Regions from separate parts of the Mus musculus genome. Here regions 1 and 3 are each linked to region 2. The links are chromatin loops, found by intact Hi-C in ENCODE. Cell type or tissue: gastrocnemius. All regions are shown on one strand.

Region 1 (2,500 bases), 58 kb before region 2:
ACAGGAAGCAAAAACACGCCACCATTATGAGTGGTACCATGAGGTACTCAATAATTGCCAAAGGAGAAGCCTGTGTATTGTTCCATTTAATGAGTCCAGTAAATTTACAAAATTAATCTATGAGTTGGTTCAGGTCAAAGATTCATGCAACCTGTAGGTTAGTTTTGAACTGTCCACTTGATAATGGCCTTATAGTCACTTGCGAAGAAAGTCTTAATCAAGGAATTGTCTACTTGAGATTTGTTATGAGCTGGTCTGTCACATTATCAGTCAATGTAGGAAGCCTCAGCCCACTGTGGGCAGCAATATTCCCTAGGTAGGAGGTCTGGAACTGTGTAAAAGTTAGAGCAAGCAAGCAAGCAAGCAAACAGTCTTTCATGCATTTATTTCTCTCTGCTGTTGATTATGGACACAATGTGACTTGATGGTTTAACCCCTGCCATTATGATTTCTCTTGCCATGTAATGTGGAATTATAAGGAAAATAAAGCCTTCCTTTCACCCTAAATTGCTTTTTATCTGGGTATATTATTATAGTAGCAGAAATGAAAGTAAAACAATTGTCAAGCCAGAAACATTGAACATCTTAGAAAACTCTTGGTTTGTGTCTTAAAATGAAATTTTGTTTTTCTGTATAAGACCCTCTTTTCACAGAATTCCTGATATTCAGTAGTTAAACATATCTATTACAGTTCATGTTTACATACAATGTATGTTTATTATTTGATAAATTAAATATCACTATATTGTTTTTTTTAACTTGAGGGAAAATTTTCACCATGGGGGTAATAATATACTTCTAACTCACTCACCAGTTTCTCCAAGATAAAAAAAATGCCACACACAGTTCTACAGTATGTCAGGATGTATTGATTTTATCTATGGGTTCTGCCAAAGGCTATGATCACTATTTGGGACATTCCAGACTTCCCCAGAGGGTTCAACCAAGTGTCATAGGTGAGTCCTTATTGGTGGAAGCTACCGGTATTTGCTAGCCTGGGGGCCAGCTGCCCAGAATGTTGAAGTTGTGGTCGGAGACTGCTCGGCTTGTTTGTTTTCTATCCCAGATTAGAAAGCTTCATGCACTCTTTTCCCACCAGTAGGACAGCCCAGCCTAAGTCCTCTGAAGCCCAACAACCAGTTGTATTCTTAAAAGTCTCCTGCTCCTGTATCAAGTGGCTGATCGGTGTCCAAGCATCAGTGTAGGGGGTTGTATGGCATCATCAGTGCTAGCTGTCCTCGTTGTCAGAGATTTAGACGAGATAATAGTGAGTCCAGGAGAATGTATTCAGACTTGTATTCTTTGCTTAGGCAATAAGAGCAAGTCAACATGGCATCAAACCTCTTACTGCCATGTCTCACACTTAGTGACAGCAAATAGTGAGGCCAGGTGATAGGTGGCCAATGACTAGAAATAGGTGAATAACCATTTGGCCTAAAGGGAGAACAGCTCAGGATACCCTCATTGAAAAGGAGAAGATGGATGGAAAAGCCTGCCTGCTATGATCTGGTGCTATCCCTTCTTTTCCAGACAAAATTCCCAATATCCTTCCATGGCAAAAAGTGATGTTGGCAGTTAAAGCCTCATGGTCCATATGAAAATATCCATGGTGCCATGATGCAGTCATTCCCTACACATTATTTTTCGCATCTATTGGCATTGAAGGAAGTTTCTAGAAATACAGCACATGGGCTTTTGTGATGCTTCTGTGTTGAGGATTTGAAAGGTTGGGCTTCAGACAGCTATCCCTGAGTTCCTCAGGAGAGGGTAGATGTTCATCAGGAACAAGTGGCACTGCCTTTTAGTGGCTTGCCATTCAAGGGTTGGTTTCTCTTTCACCATACATATTAAACAGGGGTTTAGGGTAGTGCTGGACCTCACAGTCAGCCAGAGAGCTGGCTGATAGCAGAAACTGAAACCGTCTTATAGCTACAATGCCAGCATCTTAGGGCCTCTTTAACTGACTGTGACAAGAAAGGACAGCCAAGAGATGTTCTATGAGTTATAGAAACAGACAGGATACATGGCACATATATAGGAGATTGGAGTACAGCTCGTGGTTGTCAATTCTCTATCACATGAGTCGTGGGGTTAAATTCAGGTTGTCTAGCTTGACACTAGGCGGCACATATGCCTGTTGAGCCATCTCATGGGCCCTTGAATGAGTATTTTTACAACTTTTGGCCTCAGAAGGTTATATTTCTGAATACATTTTACAAAATAAATTTTTATGAACTGTCCAGAAAGGGTGCAAAGAGTTAGAAATGCCGAAGATGAAACTTGCCCAAGGCAGGTCAGGAAAGAGCAGGTGATATTGCAGATGGTAACAGTCACAGATGGTTCATGGAGCACTGCTTCAAAACCAAGACTTGATTTAACCTTGAGAGATTTTGACAGAGGTTAGGCTATTTTTTTTTTAACTAGTTTTCTGTTTTGTCTATGGTCCTAGTAAATAACCGCAAACTTTACTTGTTCTAGACAGGTACTGTACTGCTAGGCT
Region 2 (2,500 bases):
AGCACTTGCTAGCTCCATCTTTTCACATTGTGTCAAGGAAGGGCCGCCTCCAGCAGTTTTCCCAGCTCTCTGTAACCTGCCTCCCACTGTATTTTCAAGTGCATGGATTTATGACTTTTTATCGTTTTTTTCTGACCACACAAAGCTGATGGGCATACTTCCACCTTAGGATCCATGACTACAGGAAACCTGAATCTGTTCTCCAGGGCGATGGTCACTCATGTTTGACTGGAGATGAACTATCTCTCGCATTTCATTTAGGGAAAATGAAAGAAAGGGAAAGGTTGTCAAATGTTCTCTCTGGTTCTAAAAGCAGTCTCATCCCTAATTGCTATCTGTAAGGCTGAAATGTCAGCGGCTGCCAGGAGGAATGTAATTTGGGGGTGTGGCCACCTTTGCTTCTCTGCTTTTTAACTTTTCAGTCGTCCATATCTTTTCAATATCCATGTTGCTAATATTTAAATGAAATAATTATATATTTACAGAAACGAATCATCCTGGATAGCAAATATATGAAATATATGTTAATTATGAAGCCTTTATTCTGTTCTTTAAGCTTCAGAGGTGTGAAGAGAATAAAGAGGAAGGCAGTGCTTTCCTGCTCTGTTACTTTGATGCAAAGTCAACCTGAAAGGGTTCCTCCTTTGAAAGCCTCAGATGACATTGCTTCTTTTATTTCCATTGCTGTGCCTTTAAAAGGAGATTCTGTAGTGTGTGTGTGTGTGTGTGTGTGTGTGTGAGAGAGAGAGAGAGAGACAGAGAGACAGAGACAGAGACAGAGAGAGAGACAGAGACAGAGACAGACAAAGAGAGACAGAGAGACAGAGACAGAGAGACAGAGACAGAGAGAGAGACAGAGACAGACAGAGACAGAGAGACAGAGACAGAGAGACAGAGAGACAGAGACAGAGAGAGAGCGAGAGAGAGAGAGAGAGAGATGTTTGTTTCCAGAGAACTCATTCCCACAGCACGTGGGGGATTAAGTGGCCATACTGCAGGCACGAATGGGCTATTGAAGATGTAGTAATGATCAAAATCTAGAGAAATCCATTAGAGAATGAAAAATGCCTTATATAGGTAATAAGTGAAGTATAATGTATACTGCACAAGGTGCCCCTAAGATGAGGGAAAATATTGGTAAGAATTGGGGGTGGGGGGGGGTTTTCTAGGGGAAGACTCTTAGTCACTGGAGCCCAGGATGTAGACATAAAGGCAGCGTCAAGCAGGCATAGCAGAAGGAAGAGACATAAAGGCACTCTGGCACATTCGAGGAGGATGAGGGAACCAGGTTCGCCCTGTGGTAAAGATGGGGACAGCAGGACAGAGGTTATAAATAGTTCCCATCAAGCCCCAAAAGAGCTGGGATATCCCTGTCACTTACCCAGGCACACCACCAACTGTCTCTCTATGTATTAATTTGATCTCTATTGCAAACTACTAACCTAATTCTATCTGTTTTATGGATAAAGGGCCTCTAAACAAAAGTTACTCTAGACCCTCCCAGATCACCCCTGAACACCTCCTATCCCTCAGTCCCTTCCTCTTAACTATTGTTCTGCCTTGTGTGACCTGCAAGGCTTCACTACAGAACTGTGTCTGTCTCCTGGTCTGTGTGAGAAGAAAGGGTGGTCAGAGAGTTAGCAGCATGCTCTCACCAAGTTCTCACCATCCCTGATTTGTCAGCGAACTGTAGGATGAAAGTGTGGTCAAAAGAAGAATTTCACTGGAGTCAGGGAAACCTCACCCTTCTGGAAAGGAAGCTTCCTAGCAGGGGAGTCATATTGCAGCTAAATTTAGCTGTCCGTCAGTACACTCACTACCTCGTCAGCCGTCTGGCCATTCAGGCTGGCCTAGAGCTTGGGCATGCCTTACTTACTAAAAAGGACTCTTGCTCTTTCTCGGCGGCCTCATATTTCACTTATGTTCCTTGCCCCAAGATTGCAGGCGAACCTATTTCCAGAATTACTGTCTTCTAGGGAACACACACCAATGAGGCACTTAAGTCCTTGTTCCCACTGACTTACTCCCCAAGGACAGCATGCCTGCTGTCAGATTGGTATGGTCCCTCACTCTGAAAGAATGCCTTTAATTCATAACAGAAACTTTTACAGTACCTTTTTTGTTTGTTTGTCTGTTTTTGCCTTTGTTCTCCTAATGCACAGAATGGTATGAAGGTCCATGCTCAGAAAGCATGTAGTTCATATGGCCTGTGCTAGTGACATGGGAGGCAGCAAGGGTTGGCACCACACATAGTGTGCTGGGCCTTCCCACATCAATCATGAAAGTTGCCCACAAACTTACCTGTAGGCAAAGCTGGGGCATTTCCTTAGTTGATATGCCCTCTACCCAGATGACTCCAGCTTGTGTCAAGTTGACATGAAACTAGCCAGCACAAAGGAACACTTTCCAAAATTAATACCTAAGCATCAATTTTCCCACTGTTTCCAAGCACTCCAAGCCTCTTTGGTCCTCACACTACATTATCCATGTTTTAATAGAG
Region 3 (2,500 bases), 86 kb before region 2:
TGAAAAGTAGAATAAATTTTATTTTAAAAATAGTTCCTAGGCTGGGGATAAGGGTCTTGGACAGTGAAGGACTTGACTAACATGAAATGTCCTGAGTTAGAGTCCAGTCAGCACATGTCAGCCAACCAACAAAGGCAAACAACCAAGACAATCAAAGCTGCCATAGTTTACATTACTGGGATAACTTTTCATAATTATTTGCATTACCTACGTTTGGATTTTATTGCCGTGGAGAGACACCATGACCAAAGTAACTCTTATAAATGACAACATTTAATTGGGGCTGGCTTATAGTTTCAGAGATTCCGTTGATTATCATTATAGCAGGGAGCATGGTAGATTGAAGACAGGCATGATGCTGGAGAAAAAGCTGAGAGTTTTACATCCTGATCCACAGGAAGCCAGGATGAGGCTCACTTTCCACAGTGGGAGGGCCTCAAAGCCCAATCCTACAGTGATGGACTTCCTCCAACAAGGCCACACCTCCTCCAACAATGCCACACCTCCTCCAACAATGCCACACTTCCTCCAAAAGGCCACTCCTCCTCCAACAAGGCCACACCTCCTAACAGTAACACTTCCCATGGGTCAATCATATTCAAACCACCACACTTCCTAAAGAACAAATTATATTTCTGAACAAAAGGATGCATGAGACATAGACTATTTTTTAATTTATTTACTGTTGTGAGAAGTGTACACACATATGCTTATGCATGTGTATGTATTATCATCATTATTATTTTGAGATAATTTATTGAACCTGGCACTTGTGGGTTTGGGTAGGATGGCTGTCCTGTAAGTCCAAAGACTGACATTTCTCAGCCTTTCCAGGGCTAGACTACAGGCCTGGGCCACCACACCTGGCTTTCTAGGTGGGTGCTAGGGGTCTGCCCCCAGGTCCTCAAGAGTGCAGTAAGCACCAGGCCACTCCACAGCCCCTTGTTCCAGTGAGCATTTTCAGTCACCAGGAATAGAGCATGGGGCACTCAAAAACCCAATTTCGTTTCAGTGTTTGTTTCAAAATGATTTCAGTGGTTCCGTGACTTCTCATAGACTCACTATGGAATTTGATTCCAGAATAGCGCATGTGAAACAAAGGAAAGTGCGCATGCCTCTCCGTTGAGTGCAGTGCTTACTATCCCTCCTCAGACTCCCTTCAGGGCAGTGAAAGCCAGTTTTCCATGAGTGGAGTTTACAATGTACCCATCTGAAACCGGGTTGACCAAGTGAGTGTGCTATTTTAACACTTAGTCTTGACTCATCGGCTCACCAAAGCTGGAGGCTAAAAATAATGAGCCCTGTCATGAGCAAGCCAAAGCCATCACGGGGAATATTACAAGATGACAGCAGTTGGTATCTAGGGGAGCCTCTCTCTTTGCCAGGCTTTCCAGTGGGAACCCTTCTTCAGGTAAAGTCCCGAAAGTTGCCCTGCAGTCAAGGGGAGGGTGACTTCAGGCTCTCAGTGTGAGGTGGGATGTTGGCCGGGGCCCCTTTCTTATCAGGAAAAACAGAGCTGGTTCAGGGCCTGGCGGGGGACTGTGCCCTGTGCTTCTCATCTGGTAAGGATCAGAACGTGGGTGCTGCTTCACAGCTTCCACAGCACTCAGTTTTCCTGTTCCACTTTTGAAGGCCTACCCTGTTCTCCAATATATATATATATATATATATATATATATATATATATATATATGTGTGTGTGTGTGTGTGTGTGTGTGTGTGTGTGTGTGTGTGTGTGTATAATCTAGAGCCTGTAACTTGTTTTTCTGATGTTTGGGGTAAGACCGTCTGTGTCTTTGTCTCCATCTTTTAAAATAAGGCCTAACAAATGTATTCTTCCCTCTCTCATGCCACCCACTCATCTTTAGGCAGGTTCCTGTGAGTGTTGTTATTGAGGGCGTCTGCAGGCTAGTGGCAAAGAGCTTGATGCTTGGGTTCCCTGTGATCATAATTAGGTCTGTAGGTTTGAGAGGCCAAGCAGAGGTTCTCATTTCGATTTGGTTGGAGAGCTCGGTGGGCATAACTGGGAGATGTGATATATGTGAAGATTCACCCAAGAATCTCCTCCTTGGCTGCTTAGAGAAGAGCTCTTTCAAGATATCATGTCCCCATCTTCCTCCTAAGGTGGAGTTCTTGGGACCATGAAAGACAAAAACCCTACTCTTTCATTATTAGTGCCCTTCTGCCTCCCTCCTGAGTTAACATCCTTATCTAAAGGAAAATCTATACCCTCTGCCTTGGGAAGGCTAGCAAGGAGGGAGAAGAAAAGAAAATTAAGAGACAATTTGGTTGGCTGTCGTTAATCCTGTCTATTCCTGTGGGAAAACGAGCCTGCTGTCTTCGATCTTTGTTAGCAGCTAGATTGAGTTAAAGAATACTGTAGCCTGTGAGGGAAAGGACGTTGCTCTTTCTGAAGATACCTCAGAGCCGCCACCAACATTTTTTTTTCCGTTAGTTATGTCTCAGTCTGAGTCTGTGCTGGACGCTCGGCTGATGCAGG

Evidence for each region. A loop is a pair of places that touch in the nucleus more often than their neighbours do. Peaks named below come from ENCODE experiments on the same cell type or tissue, not always from the same donor. Only the 100,000 strongest peaks of a DNase experiment are listed, where the experiment ranks them.
Region 1: it touches region 2 in a loop (2.2-fold over the local background); 2 of 42 quality-filtered maps call a loop at or near these places.
Region 3: it touches region 2 in a loop (2.5-fold over the local background); 2 of 42 quality-filtered maps call a loop at or near these places.

What each region holds. Positions count from the first base shown.
Region 1 is chr3:28,426,516-28,429,015 of GRCm38, forward strand. The region is part of intron 2 of Tnik (TRAF2 and NCK interacting kinase); the gene reads left to right. Among named protein-coding and RNA genes, the nearest start is that of Mir466q, 7.8 kb to the left of the region's middle. In gastrocnemius, no CTCF peak of the experiment used is centred here; no DNase peak of the experiment used is centred here; H3K27ac peaks cover 2,291 bases.
Region 2 is chr3:28,484,114-28,486,613 of GRCm38, forward strand. The region is part of intron 2 of Tnik (TRAF2 and NCK interacting kinase); the gene reads left to right. Among named protein-coding and RNA genes, the nearest start is that of Mir466q, 65 kb to the left of the region's middle. In gastrocnemius, a CTCF peak has its summit at 1,300; a DNase peak (open chromatin) is centred at 1,887; H3K4me3 peaks cover 606 bases; H3K27ac peaks cover 1,627 bases.
Region 3 is chr3:28,398,497-28,400,996 of GRCm38, forward strand. All of the region lies in intron 2 of Tnik (TRAF2 and NCK interacting kinase), which reads left to right. Among named protein-coding and RNA genes, the nearest start is that of Mir466q, 20 kb to the right of the region's middle. In gastrocnemius, no CTCF peak of the experiment used is centred here; a DNase peak (open chromatin) is centred at 1,405; H3K4me3 peaks cover 1,489 bases; H3K27ac peaks cover 2,500 bases.